Linked DNA regions of Homo sapiens: region 1 is linked to region 2. The links are chromatin loops, found by intact Hi-C in ENCODE. Cell type or tissue: breast epithelium. All regions are shown on one strand.

Evidence for each region. Peaks named below come from ENCODE experiments on the same cell type or tissue, not always from the same donor. Only the 100,000 strongest peaks of a DNase experiment are listed, where the experiment ranks them.
Region 1: it touches region 2 in a loop (7-fold over the local background); 1 of 110 quality-filtered maps calls a loop at or near these places.

Annotation. Positions count from the first base shown.
Region 1 is chr3:42,876,403-42,884,402 of GRCh38, reverse strand. No RefSeq gene overlaps it. Among named protein-coding and RNA genes, the nearest start is that of CYP8B1, 4.5 kb to the right of the region's middle. RefSeq lists a silencer at 3,044-3,093 and an enhancer at 3,132-3,426. In breast epithelium, a CTCF peak has its summit at 3,233 (motif pointing right); a DNase peak (open chromatin) is centred at 3,232; H3K4me3 peaks cover 1,189 bases; H3K27ac peaks cover 849 bases.
Region 2 is chr3:42,210,762-42,218,761 of GRCh38, reverse strand. All of the region lies in intron 14 of TRAK1 (trafficking kinesin protein 1), which reads right to left. Among named protein-coding and RNA genes, the nearest start is that of CCK, 51 kb to the left of the region's middle. RefSeq lists enhancers at 4,080-4,189, 5,146-5,647. In breast epithelium, no CTCF peak of the experiment used is centred here; no DNase peak of the experiment used is centred here.

The DNA of each region.
Region 1 (8,000 bases), 670 kb before region 2:
TACCAATCAAGACTTTTTTTTCTTACAGTGCCAATTTACCAGCACACCACTGAGGAAGATTGACTTTTTCTTTTTATTTTATTTTATTTTATTTTATTTTATTTTATTTTATTTTATTTTATTTTATTTTGAGACAGAGTTTTCCTCTGCCACCCAGGCTAGAATGGAGTGCAGTGGTGCGATCTCAGCTAACTGCAACTTCTGCCTCCCAGGTTCAAGTGATTCTCCTGCCTCAGCCTCCCATGTAGCTGGGATTACAGGATGCGCCACCACACCCGGCTAATTTTTGTATTTTCAGTAGAGACAGGTTTCACCATGTTGGCCAAGCTGGTCTCAAACTCCTCCTGACTTCAGGTGATCAGCCCGCCTCAGCTTCCCAAAGTGCTGAGATTTCAGGTGTGAGCCACTGCGACTGGATGAAAATTGATATAGAGAATAAAGAAAGACACTAGATCATTTCACATAATTATAAATGTTTTGATGAAACTAAAATAGGTTAATGATACAAAGTACTTTAAAAAGAGACTACTTTACATAGAGTAGTCAGGGAGGGCCTTTCTATAAGGTGTAATCTGAGTTGAGGCAGTGAATAATTGAAAGAAACCAAGCGAGGCATACAGCACATCCCTGTAGTCCCACCTACTTGGGAGGCTGAGGCAGGCAGATTGCCTGAGGCCAAGAGTTGGAGGCCAGCCTGGACAACATAGTGAGATCTTATCTCTTAAAAAATGAATAAATAAAATAAACCAGTTGTATTAGTCCATTTTCACAGTGCTGATAAAGACATACCCGAGACTGGGTAATTTATAAAGAAAAAGAGGTTTAATGGACTCACAGTTCCACGTGGCTGGGGAGGCCTCACAATCATGACAGAAGGCGAAAGGCATGTCTTACATGGTGGCAGATGAGAGAATGAGAACCAAGCAAAAGGGGTTTCCCAGTACAAAATCATCAGATCTCATGAGAATTACTCACTACCACGAGAACAGTATGGGGAAACCGCCCCCATGATTCAATTATCTCCCACTGGGTCCCTCCTACAACAGGTGGGAATTATGGGAGCTACAATTCAAGATGAGATTTGGGTGAGGACACAGCCAAACCATATCACCAGTCATGCAAATAGCTAAGGAAAGAACATTTCAGGCAGAAAGAACAAAGACAAAGGACTTGAGGAAGGCCCTGGGACTGGCAATATGGCAGCGGATGAAGAGCTGAAGTTCTGAAGTAAACAGAGTGATTAGACTCTTGGTTGTACCACTTGCTAGTTGTGCAACTCTAGACAAGTTACCAGCCCTTGAAATCTCAATTTTCTCCTCTGTAAAATGAGGGCATTTTTGCTTCATATGGTTGGGTGCATAAAATCACTAACATAGCAAGTCAGAGACCCAAAAAAAGGCCTGCTTGCAAGGTAGGCCCCTGGCTAGTGTCTGGGAACTTCACTTTCAAAGTGCGTCCAGTCAACACTTAACCAATAAGAGTAGTTCGTTATGCCTTGACTATTTGTACAAACATGATTTATAATGAATATCTGCTTTCCTTCTAGGAGTCTGGAATTTTGGTATGTGCTAGGCAGAAGGTGCCTACATGACCAGTCCCCCGATAAAAACCTTGGGCACTGACTAATTTTTGAGCTTCCCTAGTTAGAAACATGGCACATATGTTGCTGCGTTTCCATTGCTAGGAGGAGTAAGCTTTGTGTGATCTCTCCTGGCAGGGAGAAAGAACTCGGAATCCTGCACATAGATTCCTCCAGACTCCACCTATGTCTTTTTCCCTTATGATCTGGTTATGTATCCCATCAGATGGACAGGCAGAGAATTCTGGCTCTTCCTCAGGCAGAGGCTGGCTTGCCCGTGGGAATTCAGCCCACGTGGCTGCCCTCCCCACCCTCCCAAGGGGCTAGGGACCAGCAATCCAGTTGTAATCAATCTTAGTCATGATTACAACTGTATTCTGAGTCCTGTGAGTTCTTCTACGGAATCTCTGAACCGGGTTGATATAAGGGTTAGATGGCAAAATACGTGAATTTCGTGTAATATTAGCTCAAGGTAAGTTCTCAAAATAAGAATGGTGATGGTGTTGGTGGCGATGGAAATGATCAGCATAGAGCCATCCCCTGGCTAGAAGCTCAATGCCAATCATTCCAATTCCCACCCTATCCCTCCACCCTCTCACACTATATGCCCTCGTTATCTCTTGGCAAATTAGTGAATGTACAACCCAATACCTTTATAATAGCATCTCACTGCTGGCGAGTACGTCAAATTCAGTACCTCTTATTTTGACACATCAGAATAAAGGTCCAGAAGGGTAAAACAAAATGTTCTGGGTCATGCCATAAATTGGTGGAAAAGTTGGGACAAGAACCCAGGTTTGCCTTTTATGTCCTACACTGGTTCTACGACAACCTGGTATATGTGATTCAGGCTAGCAGTAAGCATAGTGACCCTTGAGTCAGGCTGTCAAGAACCCAGGCTGCCATGGAGGGGGTTCCTTCCCCTCCAGGAAAAACAGAAGGAACCTGGAAAGCTAGAAAGAAACAAAAAGGAGCCATACATAAGCCCTAAGTGAAACGATTATTACCTGCTCTAAAGGCAGGGTGAAATAATTTCTCCCCTGTATTTCCATTTCAATGGTACTACTTACTGCTGGGGGCGAGGCAGTGAGCAAGAGGTGGCACATACTGGGGGAGCAGTCAATATCATCCAGAATTAGAAAAAGGGGCAAACAAGACTCAGGGAAGAGCTAGTGCATCCGGACTAGAGAACCCACAGCGGAGAACCCCAGTAAAGGAACCACAGCAGATAAATAGAATCCTCAGGTCAGTGCCCAGTTGCTCAAAATTCTGGGCCATATATAGAATGAGAAGTCATGACATCAGACAGGAACATGGAACTACTAGGGCCCAGTGTAAAAAACTCAATCCACTGTCCTGCCCACCATGGAATGTGCAAATGAGGTTAGCAATAAAGGAGCTAACCCCCAAAACCCCCCAGGACAACCAAAATGATGCTCTTGCCGGGCTTATGCCGTGAAAACTGCCAGGGGCGTGGGCCGAGGGGTAGTGGTGGGTTCAGCGCGCGAGTCGGAAACAGCTGCGGTGGGGAAGGAAGAAAGCAGCGCCATCAGCACGTCCTCCCGTTGGCCCGGAACCACGCCCTTACTGGGGGCTCAGCCGCCGAACTGACACTCACCGCTCCTGAGCACAAAGAAGGTGCGAAGTGCCGCAGAGCGACCGCCAGAGGTCAGCAACACACTGCCTACTCCCCGCCGCGCCTCCCGGAGACTCCCTCGCTGAGGCTTCGGGGGCCGGAAGTGCACCCGCCCCTTTCCCGAGCGCCCGCGGGCCCTCTGGCTGTCCCGGAGGCCGCCTCCGTGTGTCTTTGGTCCTACCTGGCCCCCTAGCCCACCATCGTAACCCCGCCCCGGCCCCTGACAGTTCCCGGACCGAAGGGGCGAGGAGGGGACGTGCCGCCCGCTCCCGGTGTTGGCTTGAGTTGCTGGTCCCCAGCCCCTCGGGAGGGAGAGGAGGGCAGTCCCGTGGGCTGACTTCCCAGGGGCAAGCCAGTCTCCTCCCGAGGAAGAGCCCGTATTCCCTGCCTGTCCATCCGGCAGCCCTGCGTGGCCCCCGTGGGCTGGCCCCGGACACAAGCGTGGCTGGGCCGGCTGGCGTGAGAGGGGTTCAGTGCCACCGATGTGTCAAAGTCCTAACCCGCACAGAGCCTGCCGGTTCTGCACCCTGTGGAGATTCTTCCCCCTTCTCCGAGTGCCCTGGGCTCATTGGCCCCAGGGTGGATATGCTCTCGGTACCTTGGGACCACCCTGCTGCATCCCCTGACCAGCACCCCTCTTCGGCCGCTAGCACCTCCACCACACACAACACACATTGACTGGGTCTTGTGGTCCTCCAGGCCTCCGCTGAATCAGTGTGGCCCAATCAGTGTGGCCTTCCTGACTGCCACCTCCCTTCATGCTCTGCTCTTCTTTGCAGCATTTGTCACAATTACAGCCATACCGCGAAGATATTGCGGGTTGGGTTTCAAACCTCCATAGTAAAATGAGTCGCACGAATTTTGTTTCCGGGGAATATAAAAATTATGTTTAGACTATACACCATTAAGTGTGCAAAAGCATTATATCTAAAATACATATATATACCTTAATTTTTAAAAAAAACTTTATTGCTAAAAAATGCTAATGATCATCTGAGCCTTCAGTGATTCCTGTCTTCACCCTGGACTGATCAGGGTGGTGGTTGCTGAGGGCTGGGGTGGCTGTGACAATTTCTTAAAATAAGACAACAATCAAGGTTGCCGCACCAGTTGACTCTTCCTTTTAGGAAAGATTTCTCTGTAGCATGGAATGCTGTTTGATAGCATTTTACCCACAATAGAACTTTTTTTCAAAATTGGAGTCAATGCTCTCAAACTCTACTGCTGCTTTACTAACTTTATGTAATATTCTAAATTCTTTATTGTCATTTCAACAGTGTTCCCAGCATCCTCGCCAGGATTAGTTTCCATCTCAAGAAACCACTTTCTTAGCTCATCCGTAAGAAGTTACTCCTCATCCATTCAAGTTCAATCAGGCGATTGCAGCAATTCAGTCACATCCTCTGGCACTACTTCTAATTCTAATTCTCTATTTCCACCCATCTGCAGCGACTTCCTCCACTGAAGCCTTGAACCCCTCAAAGTCATTCATGAGGGTTGGAATCAACTTCTTTCAAACTCTTGTTCATGTTGATATGTTAACCTCCTCCCATGAATCACAATTGTTCTTAGTGGCTCTAAAATGGTGAGTTCTTTCCATAAGGTTTTCAATTTACTTTGCCCAGATCCATTAGAGGAATCGCCATCTACAGCAGCTATAGCCTTACGAAATGTATTTCTGAATACTAAGACTGAAAAGTTGAAATTACTCCTTGATCCATGGGTTGCAGAATGGATGTTGTGTTAGCAGGCATGAAAACAACATTCATCTCTTCGAACATCTTCCTCAGAGATCTCAGGTGCATTGTTAATGAGTAGTAATACATTGAAAAGAATCTTTTTTGTGAGCAGTAAGTCTCAGCAGTGGGCCTAAGTAAACCATGCTGCAAACAGATGAGCTGCCATCCAGGCTTTGTTTTGTTTGTTTTGAGACAGGGTCTCACTCTGTCGTCCAGGCTGAAGTACAGTGACATGATCTTGGCTCACTGCAGCCTCAACCTCCCAGGCTCAGGTGATCCTCCCACCTCAGCCTCCCAAGTAGCTGGGACCACAGGCATGCACCACCATACCTGGCTAATTTTTGTAGAGACAGGGTTTCACCATGTTACCCAGGCTGGGCTCCAAGCTCTGGGCTCAAGCAATCCACTTGCCTTAGCCTTCAAAATTGCTGGGATTGCAGGCGCGAGCCACCACACCTAGCCTTGCTACTTATAGAGTACAGGCAGAGTAGATTTAGCATAATTCTGAAGGGCCCTAGGATTTTCAGAATGGTCGTGAGCTTTGGCTTCAACTGAAAGTCACCAGCTACCTTAGCTCCTAAAAAGAGAGTCATCCTACCCTTAGAGGCTTTGAAGCAGGGCATTGACTTTGCTCTAGGAAAGTCCTTAGATGGTCTCTTCTTCCAATATAAGGCCGTTTCATCTACATTAAAAATCTGTTGCTTAGTGTAGCCATCTTCATCAATTATCTTAGCTACATCTTTTAGATAACTTGCTGCAACTTCTTCATCAACACTTGCTGCTTCACGTTGCACTTCTATGTTATAGAGATGGCTTCTTTCCTTAAACCTAATGAACCAACCTATGCTACCTTCAAACTTTTCTCCAACTGCTTCCTCATCACTTTCAGCCTTCATAGAATTGAAGAGAGTTAAAACATTGCTCTGGATTAGGCTTTGGCTAAGGGAATGTTGTAGCTGGTTTGATCTATGCAGGCCACTAAAACTTTCTTCATATCAGCAATAAAGCTGTTTTTCTTATTATTCATGTATTCACTAGAGTAGCACTTCTAATTTCCTTCAAGAAATTTTTTCTTTTGCATTTACAACTTGGATAACTGTGTAGTGCAACAAACCTAGATTGCAGCCTATCTTGGCCTTCCTCACTAAGCTTAATCATTTCTGGCTTGTGATTTAAAGTGAAATTTAAAGTGATTTAAAGCGCAGCTCTTCCTTACACTTGAACACTTAGATGCCATTGTAGGGTTATTAATTGGCCTAATTTCAAAATAGCTGTGTCTTGGGAAACAGGAAAGCCCAAGGAGAGATAGAAAGAGGGGAGAACAGCTGGTCAGTGGAACAGTCAGAATACACACAACATTTACCAATTAAGTTTGCATCATATATGGGCCCAGTTCATGGTGCCCCAAAACAATTACAGTACTAACATATCACAGATCGCCATAACAGCTGTAATGATAATAATGAAAAAATTTGAAATATTGTGAGAATTACAAAATGTGACACAGAGACACAAAGTTAGCACACACTGTTGGAAAAATGGTGCCAATAGTTTTCCTCAATGCAGGGTTGCCACAAACCTTCAATTTGTAAAAAACATAGTATCTGTGAAGTGCAATAAAGCAAAGCACATTAAATGAGAAATATGTGTATAATTACTTTGGGCAGTGATTTAATATCTTTCTCCCTCCATTAGACCATAAACTGCAAGAGAGCAGGGACTGTGTCTATCTCATTCATGATTATAATCCCAGATCGTAGCAACATTTCTGCCAGTAAGTGCCCAATAAATATCTAGTGAATGGATAGATGGGGCTTCTCCAAGGAAGGAGGGAATGAATAGATGAGTGTGGGTTAATGAATGAGGTAAGAATGAATGTGAAATAATGGTTCATCCATTAAAAACTAGGGGACACGGTTCAGTTCATTGGATTTGGCCCAGTTTCAGACCGAATTCTAAGGTTGAGGAGAGTTGATGATGCCAAGTACTGTGGTGGTCCTGAACAATTAAAGAGGGATTCTGGGAAGCAGAGTGTGGACAGTTCCAACTCCCTGCCAAGGGGAAGCTCATAGGCAAAGGAAGCTCACTCCAGAGGGGATATGGAAGTTCCATACCCTCTTTTGTCTGAAGAGCCGAAGTCCCTGTTCTCAGGTCGTTAGGAAGTTAAAAAGTAATTTGGAGGTTATCAGAACTGATTGAATTGAGTTTGAACCTCACCTATAGCAACAATGGGCCAGGCTGCTTGACTAATGCCTTGGCGTCAATGGTACAGTTTTCTCCCTCTTGAGCTGCTGGCAGGGACCTGGGCTGACATGTCTCAGAAGGCCCTTAGTCAATGATTAGCTTATCTCAAGGCCCCAAGCCAGGGCAGCTGTCAAAGAGGGTCCCCACTGCGTTCTGCACCTAGATCCTCATTGTGAAATGAAGTATGAAGTGATTGAGTGAGGTCTCTATTGTCTCTGACATTTTACAATTCCAGGATTCTGCCTTCTTGTCAGAGAAGTGTATAGGCAAGCAGTTGGGCAGGTGAGAGGGCTCCGGGTGAGAGGCTCAGAGACTGAGGGCTCAGCCTCTGCTTGAAGAGTCATCATCTGGGAGGCTCTGTGGCCTCCTCAGATGAGTTCATTCACACTCATACCCCAAGATGGAGTCAACACCCCCTCCACCATCTCAGCCTTCTCAGCATCTAAAGCCCCAGCATCAATGCCTCTTTTTTTGGGTTAGGGGTCAGAGCTGTTGTGGAAGGGCATACAGTCATTCTTCACTTGCCTTTGACTGTGTACTCTGTGCACATGGAGGTAGGAGCAGACATGACTTCAACAAGGTCATGCCCCCTTGGCAAGCATCTTTGAGACCAGAGAGGAAGACAGACTAGGGAAAGAATGAGGAGATAAGCACGGGCTGCTGTGAGGTCCAGGGGAGCAGGCAAAGGTAAGAGAAAAGGCTTTAGGATACTAACTAACATATATGGAGCACTAGCATGAGCCAGGCACTATTCTAAGTGCTTTTCAGGTGTTATCTCTTTTTGCCTCACAACAGCACCTAC
Region 2 (8,000 bases):
TTTCTAATGAAAATGGGATGGCAACAAGTTGTTCTCAATTTACTTCCTTTTAATGTTCTAACAAGTTATTGCTGAGGTGGCTGAAGACTATGGTCTGCAGCAGATTAAATCATGGAAGTGTTAGGACCATGCATGAGAAAGCTGGCAAAGGAACAAGGAACAGAGTCTATGGGAGACATCATGATTGCAGAGGTCATCCTCATTCATAACTCAAGCATCAGGAAAAAAAATAATAATAAAATAAAAAAAAAAGATGCTGCCCGAAATAGCATGCACGATGAAGTGCCGGGATGATTCTCCCACCCAACCCCACCCCACCCTCTGCCCCTGTAGCAGCTCAGCCCCCAGAGACCTCCTGGGAGAAAACTGATTCAGATTTCAGAGGCCATGAGGATTCAAAGGCCATGAAGATTCAAAAGGCTGTGAACTAGAATCTTCTAGCTCCTTATGGTATATTTTCTCTTGGATTTGACAAAAAGGAAAACAATGGAATTGGTTGCTGCCCCAAACCTACAGGTCCACACAGTTGACTATGTCTTAAAAGAAAACCAGGAACCCGATGACACAAACAAAAAAATAAATGCTGGAGACACAGATTAAAGGTAGGCAGGACAAATCCAGAGTACAAAAGTGATGGTGACTAGAGGAACAAGGCAAGATGGTTTGCCCTGATTTTTAAGGTCTGACTCGGGTCTGTGTGTCAAAGCAGGCTCCCATGGCACCTGACGTGACAGCCAGCACCACGGCCACAGGAGAAAACTCTCAGCCATGGGGAGCTCCAGGCAAAGCAGGAGGGAAGGAAAAAAAAAACACATAAAAATAGCCTTTATGAATCTTTCTCAATCAGTGAACATAATGGCTCAGGAACTCCAATAAGTAAGAAACTGCCACAAGCAAAACAAAAATGGAGTAAGCTATGAAGAGAAGGCAACCAAACAATCACGATTCTCTTCCCGCAATAAGGTCTAGAAACAAAAATAACAAAAAGCCTGGGAAGAGCATCCCAAATAACAGGCATGAGGGGTTATTTGGGAAGGAGGAGAGGGGGAAAGCAGTAAATAGAAATAAGACAACACAGTTGAAAGAGAGATAACATTTAAAAGAAATCAAACAAGGGAAGGCTGGATTTAAAATCAGAAGCATACCCCCATTTAAACATATGGCCAGAATATCAAATCAAAAGGTCACAAATGTTCACTTCCTCCTCCACCCTCTTACATATTGGATCTTCAATTGCAATAGGGAGTGTAAGATGGACATTTTAGAGACGTAGTTGCATCAGCAGAAGCAAACCCATCTTATACAAATGGGTTTTGGGGATAGGAAAAGGCTGCTAAAAATTCACAAGTCACCATTCCCCAGAAGCAATGAATAGCCGTAGAAGACCAAGGAAGATCAACAAGTTTCCAAAGTGCTAAAGCCAGAGATTTGGCCCTTCCAAAATACCACCAGGACGCCTGGACCCGTGGGCTCTCCGCATGTCACCACTGACTGCCAGGATGCTGCTGCACCTCCCTTCCTTGAGACACAACAGAGAGACAGTGAGTCACCCAAGACTGGGATCATCAGAGGCTCCTCATGCTTGCTACAGAGAAGCAACGGGCTGATTCCTAAAGCCCTGGGTGCAGGAAGAGAGCAAGTTCTAAAAAAAAAAAAAAAAAAAAGAGAGAGAGAGAGAAACATAAAACATCCTTCTTGGCAGGAAATAGGGGGGTTGGGTGAGGGCTCACTGTGAAGTCACCAAGCCCATGCCACGCACCAAAGCCCCCTTCTTTATCTAAACAGAAAGTTCTTTGCAGAAGATGGTATTATGTGTTCATCCCATGCTGCTCATTTGGGAGCTCAAAGGATAGAGTTTCTTGGATTTAAGGCTTTAATTCCCTATTTAAATTCTTATTCTTTCTCTCAACCTGAGTGGAGGGCTTCCTAGTGTTTTGAAGAGACAGGCACATATTAAATGGGTTAGAGTATTAACAACGACAAATATTTTCATCATTTGATTTAGGAATGAATTTGGATTTACCAATAAAAACCCCTAATTCTTTTTTAATTGTTCTTCCTCCCCCAGATTCTGACACTGGTACAAAATGTGATACGCTTTAAACTTAATTAATCCTTGATTATTATTCAAGATCTCCTGTGTTGATGAACTGCCCGTAGCTGTCGTGCAGATGTTTTGTTCTTAAAACACACCACATGCAAGCACACATCCTTCAGCTAGCTACAGGTGGACACATCAGAGGACTTTGCAAGAGTGAGAACCACTCTTACTTTCACTCTTACAGAGTGAGACCTCACCTGCTCTCTCTAGTTGGACTCTGGTGAGCCTTCTGCCTGGAGTAGGTATGCTTGGTAAGTGGCACTGAGTGCCCATGCTCCTCGGGGGCCCATGATGCCTGGGACTGACTGAAAAACTGGGTGGTTGGGATCCTTCTGCTGCAGCCAGTGAGGAGGGAGCCCTGACACGGCCCCTACTCCCTGGATGCCCCTCAGACTGCACTATATAGAGCAGGGTGGCTGCTGCTCGGGCCTCCCAGGGAAAATACGTAGGAAGCCCACTGCTTCCCATGGCCCAGTGCTTTCACAGTGAGGAGAAGGGGACACAGAAGAGGCTGGGACACTCCGGTGGGGCCCAGAGGTTCCACAGGGATTTGCAGGATGATTGGAACTCTGCCCGTCTGGCCGCCCATAATACAATTTGTACACACCTGCTCATGCATTTTCTTCCCTTCTAATGGCGTTTTCCTTCCCGCATCCCTGGGAAGTGCTGGGGACAACAGAAGCTTTCTTCTCTCTAAAGGCCATCATAGAACCTAGTCCTTAAAAGAACCCTCACATGAGCCCAGAGACATTGGAAAATGCAACCGTACTTGGCATGTTGCTATGGGGAAATTGAGGGTGCAATATACACCCAGATACAGCTGCTTCCAAGGAAGCCTCTGAGAACGGAGAAACACTGGCCATGCCACACACCCAAGCTATTTTAAAAACTCACATAAATAACTTCTATAAATGTAAATTTACAAAAGCATCTCAAAATCTTGGAAAAGGGACTCCACCTTTGGGATGCACTGAGGGCCTTCCATGTTCTTTTTGCCACTCTTGGGAAGTGGCCGACTTGTGTAAAATAAACCCTATGACCCTGACCTTTCTTTCCTTGACTTAAGCATGTAGTGGGATGCTGCTGTCACATGACTTGGATCTGCTTTGCAAGTTCTATAAACTCCTCAACCAGTACACACACACACACACACACACACCCCAACAGTGGCACCCACAGGCCAGCCTGTTCAATCCAAGTAAAAACAAATCTATTGAAAATAAAAGCCATTGTCCATCCAGCTTAAGGGTGTGTCTTGGACTATCCCCTAGGAATATCAGTATATTTTAGTTGTTTAATGCCCAGCTTCTAATGACTTTGTTGCCTTTTGCTTGAGGGGTGGAAAGGGGAGAGGAAGATGTGTCTTTGCCTGTCAGCTGCATGAGAAACAGTTCCCTTTCCATTAAACAGATAGGGAAGAAGCAATGCTTTATCTCTTCCTAAAAGACTAAAATATCAGGGCATGGAAGATGCTCTAAAGACTTTCCTGTCTCTTCATTATGTAACTCTGCCCATGATATTTTCAGGGGGAAAAAAAGTTCTATGATGAGTTCACGTGGGAAAAGCTGCATAAATAGTTTGCCCTACGAGTCATCATTAATACAAGTACTATGTTAGGGATTCATGTGGCTTTAACAAGTGTTTTCTCTGGAGGTGAGGAGTCGGGGAATCAAGAGCAGTTTCAGATGCAACAGTGCAACTTTCTTGTTTTAAAAAATACAAAAGTGATTTTAAACTGTAATATGTTGTACAAGATAACACTTTTAAAGGCCTTAGTTCTGGGCTTCACAGAGGCTTGGTATTTATTTTTTTCTCTGCTTAAGCATTTCTTCAACAGAGCTCTCGACTGCCCCTGCAGCTCCGTAGAGGTCCCTGAGCTCCTCGGTGATCAGACATCTGGCCAGCAGGAACCTGGGAGGTTTCTATCACAGAGATTTCGAACCACACATCACAAGATCTTTTTCTGGTTTCTGCACAACTTATTTTTGGTTTCTGCAAAATTAAAAGTCGACTCTTCTTCCCACTACACCAAGTTGCCTACCCTGTTTCATCTGAAAAGTATGTGATTTAAGAGATAAACAATTTCACAGCATTGTGCAGAGAGGGTCAGAAATTCTCTCAAGTGCCCCTGGGGTATCTTCTAGAGAGAGGGGGATTTTTAGAATGCTATTAAAACGTCCAAAGGGCAAATGCAGAAATCCCTTTGTAGTCTTCAGACACCAACAAAGCTGGTCCCTATACCCTCTGTCCTCTTGTCCTTCCTTCTGTGGCAGACACCAACAGGTGAAGGGAGCTGGCCTGGCTGAGCTGCATCAAGACCTTTCCCCACTAGTGCGTTCAAGGCCAGCACAAGAGAGCACTTCACCTGTGCTTCACTAGGCAGTGTGGTTGCACAGCTCCTCCTCTCAACACAGGGTGCTCCCTCAAGGGCCCTCCACATTAGAAGGGTGTCAGGTTCAGACACCTCCTCAGCAACCCACGTGCCTCTAGGAGCACCAGGGGGCCCTCTGTAGTGTTCAGAGGTGAGGATACCAGAGAGAAAATGCTCAACAAGTGGGCTTTGTTCTGGATATTTTAAGCAGGGTTGACTCTATGCTGTTTGTTTTGAAGGAGTCAATTCTTTCATTCTTCATTCATTTTTCCACTTGCAGGTGGCAGTTGGCCTGTTTTACTCTGGCTTAATATATATTCTGACGGCAGAGCACAGGGCTTTCCTTAGCATCTCCTAATACAGGTGGGTGTGAGCCAACTATCCACTCTGTCCATAACAACAAAACTCCCTCATAACTGCCATAAAACCAGGCTGAATCGAAGTGTTCCCAACAGCATGGGAACTCACATCAACTCTCTCAGTGTAGACAATGGGAAGGAACTTGCCTGCACCCAAGGGTCTGTGAATCGAGCATACCAGACTTTTCCTTCCAGACCCATCAAGCCCCCAAACCAACTTCTCACAAGCCTGTCTGAACCCCAGTTCTGTGGTCTGTGGTGTACTGAAGAGGGGACAGGATACAAGCTGGCTGAGCTTTGCTCTAGCTGCCCCGCCCGGGCAAAGCTGCAGGAACACCCAGCTGGCCTGACTCCGCCTGGCTCCTTCTCACCACAAGCCCTTCTCTGCCCTTTCCTCACTCAGTCACTGCTCCTGACCTTGGGCCTATGTATCAAACAAGGAGGCAACGAAAGAAGCTGATTCCTGGCTTTCGCCTTGGTGGCCCAGTTGCTGGAGATTTAGGGAATTTTTTAAGGGCAATTTTAGCCAAGTGTGTTTTTTGTCTTCCATTCTGACTTTAAGATCTCAGCTCTAGGCCAGATGTGGTGGCTCACACCAGGAATCCCAGCACTTTGGGAGGTCGAGGCGGTCAGATCACTTGAAGCCAGGAATTCGAGACCAGCCTGGTTAACAGGGTGAAAGCCTGTCTCTACAAAAATACAAAAAATTAGCTGGAATGGTGACGTGTGCCTATAGTCCCAGCTACTTGGGAGGCTGAGGCAGGAAAAGCACTTGAACCGGGAGGTGGAAGTTGCAGTGAGCCGAGATTGCACCACTGCCCTCCAGCCTAGGCAACAGAGCAAGACTCCGTCTCAAAAAAAAAAAAAAAAAAAAAATCTCAGCTCCAATTAGGACATGGTTCTACTGCAGGGCCACTGCCAGGTAAGATGTCAAGATGCCATGATTCGTGTAAGTTTTTGAGGATATCTCCCCTCAATATGAACCAGTCTTGATGAGTAAAAGCATTAAAATAAACTGACTGTCAATTTTCTCTATCCATGTGGCTTGAATCCTACTTCTTTCTCACCTTTAAGGATCAAAGCATTCAAGATAATTCAACTGAACTGCCCATCCACTAGCCAACTACCAATTTAACTGTGTGACTTTAACTCTTAATCCTTTGCCACATGCAGGCTCTTCCCCACACAAATGCCTAAAATACAGAGTACTGACAGAAAAAGATGATAACTAGTTCTGATAAAGTATACTTTCTATATAAATTAAAACATAAAACATATCACTGAAATAAAGTAAAACTATAATCTAAAACTTTTTAAACAATCCATTTTAATCATCTAAATTATTTACAATACAATAACATGGATTCATCCTTTTTAAGACATGGGATTGTAAAAATCAACAAGTGAATGATGCTTCAAATAATACATTTAAATACATTAATCAAATTTTTTCAGTGCTTAAAACTTTTTCTCCATGGGACAGCAGGCTCTGGACAAAAGTGCCTAGCATACAAGTTTTCCCAATTTCCTTCTATCATACCAGCTGCACATAAAAAGGTTCATCACCTCCTGTCTCCAAAGTGTCTCCCTACTGAGTGTTCCCAGGCAGACAATAGTTCCTGGGATAGTGCTGTTTGGTAACAGAAAAGCCCAAGCGTAGAGGACGGATTAAAAGGCAGGGACCAGACCACCATGGATACAAATCCCAAGACAGAGGATGCCCCATGCCTTCCCCATGAAGCTTATCTGTCTGCCTGTGTCTCCATGATTGCAGGCATAGAGCTACTTGGGACCTCCAGGATGATTTACTTAGCGATATGCTTTTTACATTCTAAGAATCAAAATGGTCCTGTAATTCCCAATAGAGAAAATAGAGCCAATTCATTGTTCTCCCCTCTCCCCTCTGAAGCCAGTTTTTAAAGATGAGCCTTACCCAGAAAATAAGCCCCAAAGAACTCTCATCTAAATGATCAGACCCTTCCTAAATTACCTTTGGCAACCTAGGTAATTCTTTTTTATTACACACCTCCAACCTGACCCTTTCTACAGTTTCAACTATAAATGTTCATGCCCCTCGTCAAATAACGTTGCTAGGATGAATTTGCCACAGGTTTGAGTACAGAGAGAACAAGCAAGAAAAATGTCAGTGTTTATTTTAAGGAGAGTGGCCAGGATGTCAGTCCTCATAATTGGTCCCTTCTCTCTCTCTATCCTCCAAGGTAAGTTCTTTGTTGACTTGATAAGCTTTAGTCCTTCTGTACAACTTCTAGAAGATGCACTTAATGGTGCTTCTTTGCACTTCCAGAACTCACCTTCTATTCTACCTGTAAGGCTGTAGGGGAGCATCCCAATCAACATAAGGCCTACCCCTTTAGCCACGAAAATCAGCCAGGCATCATGTTTCTGCACCACCACCTGCCTTCCTGACGGACACTGGTGCTGATGACAAAAATGGGACAGTACCGCAGCTGGTTTCTCTTTTTCGAGTGTGTAGATAACAAATAAAAAACATTTTCATTCCCTCACAAGCTTAATCTAGTAATATAACTGCCTAAAAAAAATCAAACCATAAATAAACCTATGTGCTAAACAAATCACATGACTTGATGACTTCTCTAAAATTAATGTCAAGGAAAAAAGGAAAAGTTGATCCCAAGTAAAATCCCTTGACCACAGCTGTCTGAAATTAGCCAGGGGAATGGGAGACACCACCAAGAACCTCAGCTCTTTCCTGCCCTGTATTTCAAGGGGAGTGTTGTGGCCTTCACAAATGAAAATTATGAATCACAAAGATAAACGTCCTCACTTCTAACCTGGTGAATCCTCAGGAATGTCATGAGGATGACAACACAGGGTTAATTCATTTTTTCTCAGTCTCCCCCCTGACTCCACAAAAGCTTTGCCTTCCCAACACAAGGGGCTGGGAGGTCCAGTCTAGACAGAGCATGCTGTTGGGGTAAACAGTAACCATGTGATCCCATGATTCCCAGAGCTCTGAGCACAAAGCTTTTCATCCCAGTGGCAACTGGAATGTGGGTAATTCTGTAAACTCATGGCCACACCTTTAATGCTTGGGGACAGTGGGTGGAGTCAGCCAGAGCTCTTTTCCAACTTCATCTAGGGTCTTCTCTCTGGAAAAGCTTAGTGACGTTCTCCGAAGGTTTATTTG